Linked DNA regions of Homo sapiens: region 2 is linked to region 1. Evidence: read pairs that join two places in POLR2A ChIA-PET (ENCODE). Cell type or tissue: Caco-2. All regions are shown on one strand.

What was found. ChIA-PET counts read pairs that join two places held together with the same protein. Peaks named below come from ENCODE experiments on the same cell type or tissue, not always from the same donor. Only the 100,000 strongest peaks of a DNase experiment are listed, where the experiment ranks them.
Region 2: POLR2A ChIA-PET joins it to region 1 with 21 read pairs; 24 of 35 experiments call an interaction of 5 or more read pairs at or near these places.

What each region holds. Positions count from the first base shown.
Region 1 is chr17:43,575,066-43,583,065 of GRCh38, reverse strand. No RefSeq gene overlaps it. Among named protein-coding and RNA genes, the nearest start is that of ETV4, 33 kb to the right of the region's middle. RefSeq lists enhancers at 3,440-4,057, 4,038-4,087, 6,151-6,445 and a silencer at 6,161-6,280. In Caco-2, a CTCF peak has its summit at 6,267 (motif pointing left); DNase peaks (open chromatin) are centred at 435, 3,305, 3,885 and 6,275; H3K4me3 peaks cover 224 bases.
Region 2 is chr17:43,664,353-43,672,352 of GRCh38, reverse strand. It overlaps LINC02594 (long intergenic non-protein coding RNA 2594), which reads right to left and starts at 7,489. Exons shown (of 4, transcript NR_184089.1): 1 at 7,354-7,489; 2 at 2,713-2,764. RefSeq lists enhancers at 1,743-2,264, 2,265-2,788, 3,363-3,862, 6,182-6,707. In Caco-2, no CTCF peak of the experiment used is centred here; DNase peaks (open chromatin) are centred at 1,932, 4,082, 6,662, 6,852 and 5 weaker places.

The sequences.
Region 1 (8,000 bases):
TATCTACAAGGAACAGAGGTCCCCTTAAGTCACCTCAAGGAAAAGGGGAGTTTGTGGCAAGGATATATGTGGCTAGCAGTTTAGAAACAGAATGGGAATGGGAAAGCCACTGAGAAGGGTGACGGCGGTTGGCCCCTGACTCGTGGTCACTCTGCTTCTCTCTGGACATCTGTCCTCTTGTTCTCCTCTCTCTGCCAACAGCTTCTTTCACTCTGTTTTCTCACTTCCCTTGTCACTTTGGCTTAATAAGGCTTTGGCTTTTCATCCTCAACCTCTTGGAATCTCTTTCAACTACTATCCCACCTGCTAGTGGGTCCAACTTCTGTTTCCCAGTTGAGACAGGAATGTGACTGACCCAGCTCCTGGTTCAGGGCAGGGCTTTGGGTCACTAGCCAGGCTGTAGTTGGCCGTCTTTAGATAAACTGCCCACCTCTGCTCCAATCACTGGGGGCAGTGAGCAGAGACAGGGACTTAGGACACCAACACTGTTTAGCCTGGTCCCTCCTACAGAGGCTGGAATGAGCAGGCGATACCCCAAAGCATGTCTGGCACAATAAATCTATGTTCCTGGCCGGGCGCGGTGGCTCACGCTTGTAATCCCAGCACTTTGGGAGGCTGAGGTGGGTGGATCACTTCAGGACAGGAGTTCAAGACCAGCCTGGCCAACATGGTGAAATCCTGTCTCTACTAAAAACACAAAACAATTAGCCGGGTGTGGTGGCGGGCACCTGTAATCCCAGCTACTCAGGAGGCTGAGGCAGGAGAATCGCTCAAACCCAGCAGGCGGAGGTTGCAGTGAGCCAAGATCACACCATTGCAATCCAGCCTGGGCAACAAGAGCGAAACTCTGTCTCTAAATAAATAAATAAATAAATGTTTCTTTCTAAGCCAACTGCCTGATGACATGGTCTGAATTGGGGGAACAACTAGGGATGGGAAATGACAAGGCTTTGAACCACTATTCAAGGGTTCTTATGGTAGTGATCACCTCTTATAGACATTTGAGATTATTGCATGAAGATCAGGAAGAGAATCTGTAGCAGAGAATTAGGAAGAAGATGGTGGTGAATGCCCATTGCCCCCACTACACACATCATGGCTCCCTCCACCCAGAGATCAAAGGAGTTGCCTCCTCTCCAGAGGGCTCAGGAGATGCCCATGCTCAGTGCCCTCCTGGTGTGCTGACTGCGTGCTGGCCTTTAGGAGCCCGCCTCCTCCAGTAAGTGCCAGGCCTGGGGAGACCTTGGATGTAAGCCCGAGGGAGTGTCCTGGACCTTGGACCGCAGGCCCACCCAGCAGGGTGTCCTGTCCCCAGCACAGTGGAAAGGTCTTCAGTCCCCTCTCCCTGCCCTCCAGCCTTCAGCTGGACTCTCCCAGATGTCACTGGCTATATTTTCAAAAATAGGAAGAATTCCAAAACCAGATTCCAAGTGCTATACCTCCCACACCCTCCCGTAGCCCCACCAGCCTGCCAACCTTTTGAGGCAATTATAATTAGAAACCAGGGTCAGGAGCAGTGGCTCACGCCTGTAACCTCAACACTTTTGGGAGGGCAAGGCAGGAGGATCCCTTGGTCCCAGGAGCTCAAGACTAGCCTAAGCAACAGAGAGAGAGAATTAGAAGCCAGTGTGTGTGGAAGACAACATCAGCAGACATTGTTCAGAGACGTGCAAACCACAAAGGGAGCCAGTCTGTGGAGGAGGCCAAAGAGTGGGGACCTTAGCTGACCCATCACCCCTCCTGTATTCCGGCTTCTTTCTCCTCCAGCCCTTCTGGACTCCAAGGACCTAGCTCCACAGGAAGCTTAAAGTGAGGTGGAATGTTCGCCACTGTTATTATTAACAGAACATCCGCTAACATTCTAATTGAAAATTTAACTCTAATTATTCCAGTTTACCAGGAATGCAAGCAAAAGCAGGACCAACTGTGATGCACCAAATAGATACACGTGAAAAGACAGATAAGCAAATAGGAAGAGACAAAGCTGGGACCAGTGAACCAGGGGACCCCGGGACATTTATTCCACTCACAACTCAAACACCATGTCGCCTCCCACCTGGAGAACCTTCTACCCCTCAAATCGTCCCCAAATATACATCCTTTCCCACTGCCCCTCTGCTCTTCCCAGCCCTACACTAGCCAATGATCCCTACTTCTTGCTCAAATCAGAGCTGCAATCAGAGATTTTACTGCTGTGAATACAAAAAATGCCTAGAGTCTTTTTTTTTTTTTTTTTTTTTTGGAGATGGAGTCTTGCTCTGTCACTCAGGCTGGAGTGCAGTGGCGCTCCAGATCTCAGCTCACTGCGACCTCTGTCTTCTGGGTTCAAGCAATTCTCCTGCCTCAGCCCCCCAAGTGGCTGGGATTATAGGCACCCGCCACCACGCCCGACTAATTTTTTTGCATTTTTTTCAGTAGAGACGGGGTTTCACCATGTTGGCCAAGCTGGTTTCGAACTCCTGACCTCAAGTGATCTGCCCACCTCGGCCTCCCAAAGTGGTAGGATTACAGGCGTGAGCCACCATGCCCGGCCTAAGACTGTCCTTTGAAAATGGTGCTTCACCCTCCACAGAGCATGTGGCAGTATGCAGCACAGTCTAAAAAGCCACAATAAATAAACATGGTGGCAATATTTTACTGAAATGTTTGGCAGGGAGAACCTTTATTCTTACCTAAAAACAACTCGGATAGGTTATAAGGAAGAGAGCAACACTTGCATGCATATTACATAAAACACCATCTTCAAAATCATGCAGGCTAAATACAATGCTGTATCCAGGATTAGATCCTGGAACAGAATGAAGATATTAATGGAAAAACTGGTGGAATCCAAATGAAGACTGGAGTTAATTACTAGTAATGTACCAACGTTAATTTCTCAGTTTTGACAAAAGTACCAGAGTTACATAATATGTTACCATGAGGGGAAACTGGGTAAAGGGTATATGAGAACTATGTGCTATCATTGCAGCTTTTCTATAGGTCTAACATTATTCTAAAATGTAATGTTCATTAAAAAAAAAAAAAAAAGCATGTGGCTGCTTCCAGCTTTCTGAATCCCCACCGCACCCTCACCACTCCCCAGCACAAGGTCATCGTCCTCCCCAGCACAAGGTCACCGTCCTCCCCAACAGAGTTCCTTGGGCAGCAACCACTAGAAACCCCACAAAGACCAGCTGGGGCCAGAGGCAGGATGTGTGGTCCTGGGCAGGTCTGAGACAGATCAAACACAAGGTAATCAGTCTGCAGAACCACAGACAACACAGACCTACGCCATGGAATTCCAGATCATTCCAGATCTACAAGTCATTGGTTCATTCCATAAGTATTTATCATAGCACATAGCACGCGCCAAGCACCGTGCTAGGCTGTCTTGAGAATGGAGGTGTGGGGAAAGAGGGATGAGGTACAAAGATGCATACCCAGAGAAGGAATCTCCTCCCTTAAGGAAGCAGTGAGGGGAACAGACGAGCTCCACACACAAAGGGACGGGAGGAGAGGGATAGACACAAAGCCTGCTAGAGGTGATCAGGGAAGGCTTCACAGAGGAGGCAGTATCAGTCCCAGCAACTGTAGCCCAGTTGCTCCCCGTCACCCAAAGACAGCCACACCTGATCCCCTGGCTCAGGCAGCTGGAAAGAGGAGCTGAGAAAAAGGAGAGTCATGCTCTCAGCAAACATCAAGTGCTGTAAGCATCATAAAATCATCATCATCATCATCACCATCAGACACTGATGGCCCAGTGGGAGGCCTGGGACCCTGAAGAGAGCCCAGGTAAGGGGCAAACAGGCTTGGAGGAGGCAATTGCCTAGGGCAGTGGTGTGGGGGTGGGGGGCTGCTTCCCCATACCTGTAGCTAGCAGGGCCGCGGGGTAAGGGGCATGTTGACACAGCTGGTAAGAAAGGCTTTGTCCCTGCCTCATTAATCACTTCAGCACAGGAGCTCCGAGGGAGGGGACGCCCCAGGGGCACTGGGCTAGCTCTCACGGGGGAGCCCCTCAGAGGCAGAGAGAGGTGGCCCGGCTTCAGGCCCAGGAGCCAGGGGAAGGTCTGAAGAGGGCAGGATGGCGTGGAAGGAGGCTGCCCAGGCCCTAGGGACCTACGGGCCAGGGGATTTCCCAGCCAGGATGTTTGTCGCAGAACATCAGCCTTCCTGCCCAGAGGCTAAAGCACTTCCAGCAGGCAGCCCGCAGATGGTAACCCCCTAACAAGAAGGTCCCAGGAGGGGCATATATATTTTCCTTTCTCATTTGGCCAAGCCAGTGTCAGCTGCTTGCCATGCGATTCCTGACCCTCCTGCCCGGGTGTGTGTGTGTGTGTGTGTGTGTGTGTAAAGGGTCACAAGCCTTTACTGAGAACAGAGAGGAGGTCCATCCACCTTTGCTCTGAATGCAGCAAGGGAGAGGATGGGGAAGCAGTGGAATTGTTTCCACTTCTATTATTTACTATTCTCTCCACAAACACTTATGGAACACCTACTATGCGTCTGGCACTGTTCTAGTGACTGGGAGCAGAGAGAACACAGAACAGAGAGAAGGTCTGCTTTTCTGGAGCTTGCCTTCTAGAGGGGGCAGCAGAGAATGGGAAAACATTATGTTCACCAGAGTGGTCAGGCAGGCCAACACCCTTCTGGGCCAACTGAGCTCAGACCTAGTTTCCAGAACCACCCTCCCTGGGCATCCTCTTCCTCCCTCCCAGCCCTCACTGAGGCCTCTCCCAAATCTGAACGTGGAGGCCCCAAGGTGGGCTGGCAGCCGGAAGGCATGAAGAACTCCCCAGGATCCCCTGTCTCTAATGAAAGAGAGAAGCCAGTTCCGGGCAGCTCGCGTCCAGTTTCATTGTAAATCCTCTAGACTGTCGGATGGCCAAGTGGCCCAGGGTCTCCTCTGCCCTCTCTCCTCTGCCTGGGGGGTGAGGGGCTCTTTGCCTCTCCCTCTGTCACTTCCTCACTCCTTTCTCTTTCCCTCCCGCATTCTCTTTCATTCTTTCTCCTCCTTTCTTCTTTCTGCTTCCCCTCCCCAGCCTCTGTTCTCTCTCTGAACCCCCCTCCCCTTCTTCCTGTCTTGCATTTTCCTGCCCAGGAATCAGACCCCAGACAGTACCTAGGAAGTCTGCGGCCTTGCCTAATAGAACCGTAATAGTCCTCAGGGAGGCGCGATAATGACATCCTCCTTAAATAAAAGGACTTAATGGAGATTTCCCAAATTTGAAAACCACATTTCCACTAGCAACCCATTCAGCAAGCGACGGCTCTGGAAAGGAACTCGTGGGAAGCTGCAATGGGGAGGGGGTGAAGTGGCAGGAGGCAAGGAGTTTGTGCAAAGAAGGTTCTATTCATAGGGGGCTTTCTGTGGCAGGACAAAGAAGCTGGTCTGAGGACACAGATCATAAAGGTGGGCCATCTCATCCCTCCTCACCCTATTGGGCCAACTCCTTAAGAGAAGAGGCTCAGCATCAGGAAGTCCTGGATGAGCTACTTCACCCCTCTGAGCCTCAACGTCCTCAGCTGGGAGTTGGGTGTAATCTTCTCCCAGTTACTCAACGAGGGTCAGGAGATTAGCACTCACCTAGTTCCTGACATGTAGCAGAAGCCAAATGCACTTCAGGCTGCCTCCTTAACAAACACAGCCAGACGGGGTCCTCCTAATCCTGGGACTAAGCAGACAAACCAGCCCAGCCCACCCCACCCATTCACCCTGGACTTAAGGGAATAACAAGCTATTGCTGGGGAGGGGGTGGTGGAGGGGAGATCATGGGTTTCTCATCGCCTCTGTCACTAGGATACTGATAAACCGTTAAGTGAGGTGTGGATATAGAGTCAAGATCTTGGGGACTCTGGGATCCCACAATTTATCTCAGGTAATCATGTAAACCTTTTTGGGTCCCACTAGCTCCACTGAAAACAGAGATGCAAAGACTGAACCAAGGACTCTGGAGCCCCCAAGTAATTCCCACTACCCCCCAAACCCAAGCCAAGGATGTGAATGAAGCTAAGGGAAGAGCAGTATGGCAAATGCGTGTTTCATGAATAAACTGTCAGGAGTCCCAGATAAAGGGCACAGCTCTGCCACCAACTCATTCTGTGATATTGGGCAAAGCTCTTCCCCTCTGTGGGCCTCCATTCCCAAGGTGTAGAATCATGGAATTAAGTATTCCCTTTCTAAAAAGAATTTAAACTGGAGGTAAAATTCTTCCCATCTAGGCCTCGTAGCAGTGGAGGATGTGGTTTGTTTGCCAACACTGCCACCTTGTGGCAGCAGCACACAACTCCCGACAGACCTCTGGACTTGGCACCCTGTGGTCAAAGCCCAAGGGACACACGCCCCCTGCCCACCCCACCCCGTTCTACAACGGACACGCATTCCTATCAGCAGAGCGACTCTGTTTCAAAAAATCCCTCACTCACAGCTTGTAACATAGGATGCTCGTTTTTGCAAATAAGACCCTGTCTTGGAAGAGTAAAAGAACTACCATTTCCAGCCCAGCGCTGTGGCTCACTCCTGTAATCCTAGCACTTTGGGAGGCGGAGGCGAGCAGATCACAAGGTCAGGAGTTTGTAGACCAGCCTGGCCAATATGGTGAAACCCTGCAAAAATTAGCAGGGCATGGTGGCACATGCCTGTAGTCTCAGCTACTTGGGAGGCTGAGGCAAATGAATTGCTTGAACCCAGCAGGTGGAGGTTGCAGTTAGCCGAGATCATGCCACTGCACTCTAGCCTGGGTGACAGAGTGAGACTCTGTCTCAATAAATAAATAAATAAATAAATAAATAAATAAATAAATAATAAAAAACCTACCATTTCCAAGCTCCTTTTTTGTGCCAGTGACCACGATAAATATGTTATACATACCTTGTCTTGTTTGATCCTAAAAGCAACACTGTGAGGGAGATATTATCGGCCCTCATTTTACAGATGAGGAGACTGAGGCTCGGAGAGGTAAAGTGATGCCCAGTTTCACACAGCTAGAACGAGATGACCGTGAAACTCCGAGAAAGCTCCCCTAACTCTAGAGCTCAGGCGGCCTGCCCAGGAATGAGTATTCATTATCCTCAGCTACATCAGGCTCCATCTTCACAGGCCTCTGCAGTTGAGGGGGTCACTGAGTTGAAGGGGATGAGAGAGCGAGGTCTCTAAGGAACACCCCTGCCCTACTCCTGGGATGGGAGTGGAGGAAGCCTCACCCTAGCCTCTGGGCTCACCATGCTGACTTAGGGCACATCAGTGCTTTCTGAATGCTCCCTGAAATGCCAAAGAAAAACCACCAGACCCTAAAAAAGGCGTAAACTCATGACTCAGAGGAACCAGGGACTCGACTCCTGTGTCTGGGGCATATTTGTCAATTTATTCTTTTACCACTAAACACCCCCCACCAACCTCCCAGAGTCCATGGCCAATCTGAGGGGGTGAATGAAGACAGAGACCCATCTGGTTCTCATACTGTTAGGAAAAGTGATTCTCCTGGTGCGTTCCTGTGTTATAGGAACAGGACCAGCCCAGTTCCAAAAATTATATATTCATAAAATTGCTTATAAGCAACCCCCACAAACATATTAGAACATCTTTCACAACCCCCACTGCATTTAACCACTCCTATCCCCATAACAGCTGACTTCCCATAAGCAACACGGGCAGCAGCAGGAGAGAAGGAAGGGGGGAGCTGTGAGGATGCCCTTTACCTCTATCTGGGGATATGTATCTGTGATCAACTAATCTTAGCTTAGCTAATCTTAGCTAAGCTAATCTTAGCTGATTCGTGTGAGCTTTGTGGCTTCTTGAAGCACAGTCACCCACCTGTGGGCCCTGGAACTGTCCCAAATAGACCAGGAAATTGTCAATATCTCCCCTACAGTCGGCTGATCTAGATGACATAAATACCGTGGCTCTGTGACTCCCGTTTCTAAAGAGAGACTGTAAAACTCAAAGATTAAACAATAGCAATAATAATAATAAAGGGTGCATGTAGTCACTGGACAGAGAGTTCACCAGCAAAAGGTTGTGT
Region 2 (8,000 bases), 89 kb before region 1:
TCTCCTTCGCCAAGCATGCCTTAGGGGAGATGGTTTATTTCTTCAATTAAAAGAAGAAAGACCCTGGGAGGCTGCACACTTAAAATTACCACATTTTAAAAAGCTCTGACAGTCATGAAACTATAAACCTCACAGCAGTGTCTCTGCTGCCCCCAGGCTACTCCCAGCCCTGAACTAAGGGGTTCACCTCCTCCAGGACTTGGATGGCCCCTCTCCTGAGGCTGGAAGATCACACCTTCTCTGATCAGAGAGACCCCAGTATTGTTTGCATGTGTAATCATGTGTTCATCTTTCCGTTCCTCCAGATCTTTTTCTTCCATAGTGTTATATTCAGGAAAGAGGTTAGGAAGCAGAAAACCCAGGTTCTAGCACCCTCTCCCTGGCTGGGTGACCTTGGACGAGGCTCCTAACCTCTCTGGGCCTCAGATTTTTCCATGGCAGAATGAAGCTGGTGCATATCATGATCTAAAGTTTCTTCCTGCTCTGACACTGACATCTGAGCCCCACAAAACCTTGACAGTGAGTATAGGAGTCTGCATTACCCCATTTTAATAAAGAAACAGAAGCTCATTAAGGTTAAGTGACCTCCCCCTTCCAGGGACACTGCATTTTCCACAACAGCACCCTGAAATTGACAAAGGCGGAGAGAGCAGCAAGAAACAGACAGGCACACGTTCACACTCCCTGCATGATCCTCTCTGAAAACACCCCGACAGCCAGGAGGGGATTGATGAGAATTTGCGTCACAGCCCTACACAGTAATTATTGGTGTTCATAATGATGCCCTAAGGCATTACATTCCCCTGAAATGCCTTCAGAATCATCAAAGAAAGATTAAGCCATGCCTACTATAATTGCTCTTTGAAATACCTTCTATTTTATTCTCCTGCTTGGAAAATTGATAACCTATGGATTTTCAATTAACTTTAAGTTACAAAGAATATTCAGTTTACCCAAGTATCTCATCCATTTATGGTTCCCTTTTAGGAGGAGTTGATTATCCATCTCAAGCTGTATTCCCCAAGGAGCCTGACGTTTTTACGAGATGACTGAGTTTGGGGGTGGAAAAACCCTTGATCTGTAATTGGAGGCCCTGGCTGCAGCCCTTTCTAGGACTGTGACTTTGGCAGGTCACCAGCCTCTCCAAACCTCAGTGTTCTCACCATTAAAAAAAATGGATTAATGCCAGTTCTGCTCCCTCGGTGTCATTGCCAGAATCAAGTAGATGATGGATGTGTTTGTAAATGTCATGTCTATGCAAATGAGAGATGCTCAGGAAGCACTTGAGAACTGCATGGTGAGACCTCTGGCATAGCCAAGCCAGCCAAACTGCTAGGCTGGGCAAAGAACACATAACAGGCATCCTGGCCTCATGGCATTCCCAATAACAACTGCTGCAGCCATGGCTAAGTCCCTAGGCCTCTCTGGGCCTCAGCTTCCTGATCTGTAAAATGGGGAGCAGAGAGAGTTGGACAAGATCAGAGATTGCAGATTGGTATTCCAAGAACCAGTCGTGCCATGTTCTGGGCTGCTTTTAATTGAATGGCAGTGTTTTGAATTCATTGCCAACATTTAAAAGTTGACAGGTTGCCTATAAAAAATCTGGAAATATGGCTTTTTTTTGACAAATGGAAAGATATGGTTGGTTACACTGGGCCCATGTTCATGCAAGGGAAAATTGGCCAGTGCCAAGTAGCTGTTGGCCCCCTCTTTCTCCCATCAAAGGCACCCAGGTGTCTCCCTCCCAGCTGGCTTGGGGAACCTGTGTTTACTTGCCTGGCTCCATGGGTTCTGACCCCTAAACTGACTGATCTCTAAAGCTTTAGACCTTGAACCATCATCACACCTCCCCCAGGTGTGCTGGCCTTCGTCGGGAGGGGAAGGGTGAGGTGGGCAGTGATCTGGGAACTTCCGCAGGGCCACCTTCTCCACCTGGCCTGGGATGGGGAGAGGCACATTCCTTCAGTAGCTCCCAGGCCAGTGGACAGAGGGCTCTGAAGAGACTCCCCCCACCCCAGCCCTCACAGCCAGAGCTAGTAACTCACAGCTGCGGTTACCCACACGCTGATTTCTGTTTTAAAAAATACTGCTGGGTAAACAGGGAGGGAAACCTGAGCTGTTCCCACACCACATAAATCCCCGGTTTGCTGTCCTATCTGGTTAGCTGGTTTCCCCAAATAATGGCACTGCTGCCTCGAAAGCAAGGGGCTGGAAAAGGGAGGCCCCGAGAAGTGGGCGGCTGGGAGTCTCCCAGGCTGGCTCCAGGCCCAGGCCTGGTGGCCTCCCTCCTTCTCTCTTTCAGCACTTCCTGCCCAGGGGCACTCACCTTTGTCCTCACTCCTTCCACCTGAGCCGCCCTTCCTCCACCCCTCTGCTTTGTCTCTCTCAAAAGACCTCCACAGAAGGCTTTCCTGGGGGACCCTGGGCCCTCCGGCAGCCAGAAAGCCCATAGCCAAAGGCAGACCTACCCCAACACCGCATTTCCCTCTGGAAGGCTCCCTTTAAAGTTTCCTTCCAGAGCCTTCTGTCAAAGTGCAACGTCCTGACTCAAAAGGTAAGGCCAGAGCCTTTTGCGTCCTGAAAATGAGTTTAGCCTTGGATTAGGATTGCCAGATTTAGGGGGAAAAGAAGACACTCAGTTAAATTTGAGTTTCAGATAAACAAACAACAATTTTTTAGTCTATGTCCCAATATTTTCTGGAACAGACTTACCTCAGCATTTTATCTGGCAGCCTACCTTAGCTCTTTTCCTTGAGAACAGGTTCTGATGGGGAAGAAGAAGAAGATAAAAGAGTTATTAGGGCCACCAAGGTGCCTATAGGCTGAATCTCCCAGCCTCCCCAGCAGTTCCTCACTGCCAAGTATATAGTTGCGGGCAATTGGTCTGTAGAGTAATTGTTGAACAGGACCCTCCTTAAAACAGGGCAGGGAGGGTTGGGCACAATGGCTCATGCCTGTAATCCCAGGACTTTGGGAGGCCAAGGCGGGTGGATGATTTGAGGTCAGGAGTTTGAGATCAGCCTGGCCAACATGACAAAACCCTGTCTCTACTAAAAATACAAAAATTAGCCAGGCGTGTAGTCCCAGCTACTTGGGAGGCTGAGGCAGGAGAATCAATTGAACCTGGGAGGTGGAGATTGCAGTGAGCTGAGATCACACCACTGCACTCCAGCCTGAGGGACTGAGTGAGAGTCTGTCTTAAAAAAAAAAAAAAAAAATGTAGAGAGGCTGGGCACTGTGTCTCACTCCTGTAAATCCCAGCACTTTGGGAAGCCAAGGTGGGAGAATCACTCAAGGAAGGAGTTTAAGACCAGCCTGGGCAACATAGCAAGACCCTATGTCTATTTTTTTTTTTTTTTTGAGACGGAGTCTCGCTCTGTCGCCCAGGCTGGAGTGTGGTGGCACGATCTCGGCTCGCTGCAAGCTCCGCCTCCCGGGTTCAAGTGATTCTCCTGCCTCAGCCTCCTGAGTGGTTGGGACTACAGCCATGCGCCACCACGCCCAGCTGATTTTTATATTTTTAGTAGAGATGGATTTTCACCACGCTGACCAGGCTGGTCTCGAACCCCTGACCTCGTGATCCGCCCACCTCGGACTCCCAAAGTGCTAGGATTACGGGCGTGAGCCACCGCGCCAGGCCCCCATGTCTATTTTTTTTTTTTTTTTTTTTTTGAGATGGAGTCTCGCTCTGTCGCCTAGGCTTGGAGTGCAGTGGCGCAATCTCGCCTTGCTGCAAGCTACGCCTCCCGGGCTCACGCTATTCTCCTGCCTCAGCCTCCAGAGTAGCTGAGACTACAGGCGCCTGCCACCACCATGCCTGGAGAATTTTTTGTATTTTTAGTGGAGACGGGGTTTCACCGTGTTAGCCAGGATGGTCTCGATCTCCTGACCTCGTGATCCACCCGCCTCGGCCTCCCAAAGTGCTGGGGTTACAGGCACGAGCCACCGCACCCGGCCCCCCATATCTATTTTTTAAACGGGTTGTGGGGAGGGGGGCAGTGGGCAGAGAGATGGGGAGAGTCCATTTGTCCTTCCTCCTTCGTGCTGTGTGGAATGCTGACATGCCAGCTGAACAAGGTGCCGCAGGGGGGCAAAGTAGAGAGACAGTGCCTGGGGGAGAGGCCATCTCAGCTTGGACTGTCACCTCCGGCCTTTTTTATGGGGGAGAATAATAAACTCTGTGTGTTTCCCCTTTTGTCATTTGTTTTCATTCTATACAGCTGACTCCAATACAGAACCCCTGGAAGGTGTTCATTTGCTGGGTGCTTACTGAGTGTCTGTACAGTGAGCCACCACTTTACAGTTGAGGAAACTGACTCATATGACTTCCAAGAGCCAGGTTTCTATGCAGGCCATTCTGTGTGTTACATTTTTCAGTCATCTGCCTACAATTTTGGTAGCAGACAAGTAGAGCACCAAAGGTTTAAATGTATATATATGTGTGTATATATATATATGTGTGTGTGTATATATATATGTATACACACACACACACACACACACAGAGAAAACCCATCTGCAGAACTTACCTCCCTTAGCTTAGTGTTTTCTGAGATTTAGAGAAAGACCTCGTTATTGGGCCCCTGGGGTGGAATGCAAGGACTATGTTCTATAGTTTACTCAACTCTGACCCTTGGATCATATTATTTGAGCATTACAAAGCCCTGTCAGGGCCAGGCGCGGTGGCTCATGCCTGTAATTCCAGCACTTTTGGAGGCTGAGGCGGGCAGATCACCTGAGGTCAGGAGTTCAAGACCACCCTAGCCAATATAGTGAAACCTCGTCTCTATTAAAAGTACAAAAAATTGGCTGGGTGTGGTGGCGCGTGCCTATAGTCCCAGCTACTTGGGAGGCTGAGGCAAGAGAATCACTTAAACTTGGGAGGCAGAGGTTGCAGTGAGCCGAGATTGCACCACTGCACTCCAGCCTGGTGACAGAGCGAGACTCCATCTCAAAAATAAATAAATAAATAAAAATAAAAATAAAAAATATTAGCCGGGCATGGTAGCATGCACCTGTAATCCCAGCTACTCAGGTGGCTGAGGCAGGAGAATCGCTTGAACCCAGTAGGTGGAGGTTGCAGTGAGCCAAGATCACACCATTGCACTCCAGCCTGGGCAACAAGAGTGAAACTCATCTCAAAAAAAAAGAAAACAAAACAAAACAAAAAACCCTGTGAGGCAGGCTGGCAGGCAGTAGTAACTCTGCTGCCTCAAAGTGTTCTGAGAAGCAAAGGACACATGTGTACATTCCAAATACATCCCAGGCCCAGTAGTAAACACGCTAGCCCACAGCCACGTATACCATATCCAAAATCTGCCTGTCTTCTGTCCATCCCTTAAGGTCTTACTAGAGACCAAGCATCTCATCTGATTCACACATTCTACTATGTAAGCGCAGGCTAATGGCTTCATCTTGTGCCCTGTTCAGTGGCATATAAATATTTCACAGGGCTCTCTGGAGTTGTCTGTAAGGCAAAAATCTCAGGTATCATCATCTTCATCATCCAGATGTTACCCCTGCATGCCAGGCTATGACAAGAGCTTTCATAGACCACCTCACTCACGTCTCTCAGCATCCTCATGCGGACGGAAGAAGTTTATCCCCATTTTACAGATGAGGAAACTGAGGCTCAAGTGATAAGGCAAGTCGCTCAAAGCCATTTAGCTTATTAATAACAGAGCTGAGGTCAGGCACAGTGGCTCATGCCCGTAATCCCAGCACTTTGGGAGGCCAGGGCGGGCAGATCACCTGAGGTGGGGAGTTGGAAACCAGTCTGGCCAACATGGCAAGACCCCATCTCTACTAAAAATACAAAAATTAGCTAGGTATGGTGCCAGACACCTGTAATCCCAGCTACTCGGGAGGCTGAGGCAGGAGAATCGCTTGAACCTGGGAGGCAGAGGTTGCGGTGAGCCGAGATCCCACCACTGCACTCCAGCCTGGGCAACAGAGCAAGACTCCGTCTCAAAACAAAAAACAAAAAAACAGAGCTGAGGTTTGAACCCACAGGCCCCCAATTCCCAAGGCCATGATTTGGACCCTTGTGTTATGTTGCCATAGAAGGTATCTGGGGGCTGGGATGAGCCGTCTTCACCTACATTGTGCTGTGTCCTGCCCAGTGGTTCAGCATAGTTAAGGACAAGCTATTCCTCACATGCATCACCCTTTATAGTCAGCCAGCTCTGTTCTCAGATGCAGTTCATTTATCCTCCTAACCGCCAGGTGAGGCCGGAACTGTCAACTCCATTTTGCCAGTGAGAAAAATGAAGCTCAGAGAAGGGTGTGATTTGCCTGAGACCACACAGCCGGTAACAGGCAAGGTCACACCTTGAACCCGTGTCTTCTGCCTCCAGGTCCAGGGCCTTGCCCTGACACCCTGCCTCTCCAAGCACAAGGGGGTGGGGTGGCCACAAACAGAAGCAGCCCTGTCCTGCCAAGTACACGCCTGCCTGCCACGCACAATGGGAGACATTCCGCAAGTTCCACGTGATGGCTCAGGTGTGGCCAGGCTGAAAGCCCTCCTGGGCCCCCCCACGCCCCTGGGGGACCTCCTCGTGACTCACACTTTTCCTCTTCCTCCCCTTATTCTCCCCAACAATCAGAAACCGGGGTCCCCTCCCTTCCTGAAAACAGAGCTCTCCTCATGAGGCCACAGGGCTTTTTCGACACACAGCTCCTTCCATCCATCTCTGTCTCTGGCCCTGTGGGGCCTTGACAGGGAAACGCTGACTTTGAGGAGGTTAAAGGTGCTGGTGCCCGGCCTTCATCTAACAAATGGGTTGCCGTGAGGGGAGGAACTGTTGTTGTTTTTTCCTGGCCTCAGAAGAGGGGCCTGTCAGGAAGATGTAGGGGCCAGCAGCCCCCGGCCGCGCCCCGCAAGGTGGCTGACAGACGCCAGCAGCTGCCGGGGGCTCCGGGGTGCCAGAGGCCTGTGTTCTCAGGGCAAAGCACCCCACCGCGCCCCCTCCCCATGGCCCTCCTGACCTCCCCACCCACCCCACCATGACCCAGGGCCCACCCCGTCCAGGGGCAAAGGGCCAGGCGCTGGGCCTCCCTGCCATGAGGTCCCTGGGCCAGATGCAGAGGTGGAGCAGGAATCCGGTTACAGCCTGCGGCCAGCCCAGGGGAAGGTTTTCCTAGGGAAGCTGACAAGCCAGATCTTCCTCCCAGCCTCCCACGGATTCCTTCCAGAACCCCCACAGCACAGCGTGCCCCCCACAAAGGACCTCACAAGGCTGTTTCTGTAGAATTTCCTCAGAACTCCCCATTCCCAGGTTCACCCTTTGGGATCATCGAGGTTAACCAGAAATAGATGTGCTAGGAAGGGAGCCACATTTGTCCATTACTTACTCTGCCTTTTGCATAAAGGATTTCTTTCTTTATTTCTTTTTCTTTTTCTTTTTTTTTTTTTTTGAGACAGTGTCTCACTCTGTCGCCCAGGCCGGAGTGCAGTTGTACAATCTTGGCTTACCGCAACCTCTCTGCTTCCCAGGCTCAAGCGATTCTCCTGCCCTCAGCCTCCCGAGTAGCTGGGATTACAGGCATGTGCCACCACACCCAGCTAATTTTTGTATTTCTTTTTTTTTTTTTTTTTGAGATGGAGTCTCGCTCTGTCACCCAGGCTGGAGTGCAGTGACGTGATCTCGGTGCACTGCAAGCTCTGCTTCCCGGGTTCACACCATTCTCCTGCTTCAGCCTCCCAAGTAGCTGGGACTACAGGCGCCCGCCACCACGCCCGCCTTTTTTTTTTTTTTTTTGTATTTCTAGTAGAGACGGGGTTTCACTGTGTTAGCCAGGATGGTCTCGATCTCCTGACCGCATGATCCACCCGCCTCGGCCTCCCAAAGTGGTGGGATTACAGGCGTGAGCCACCGCGCCCGGCCTAATTTTTGTATTTCTATTAGAGACGGGGTTTTACCATGTTGGCCGGGCTGGTCTTGAACTCCTGGCCTCAAATGATCTGCCTGCCTCAGCCTTCCAAAGTGCTGGGATTATAG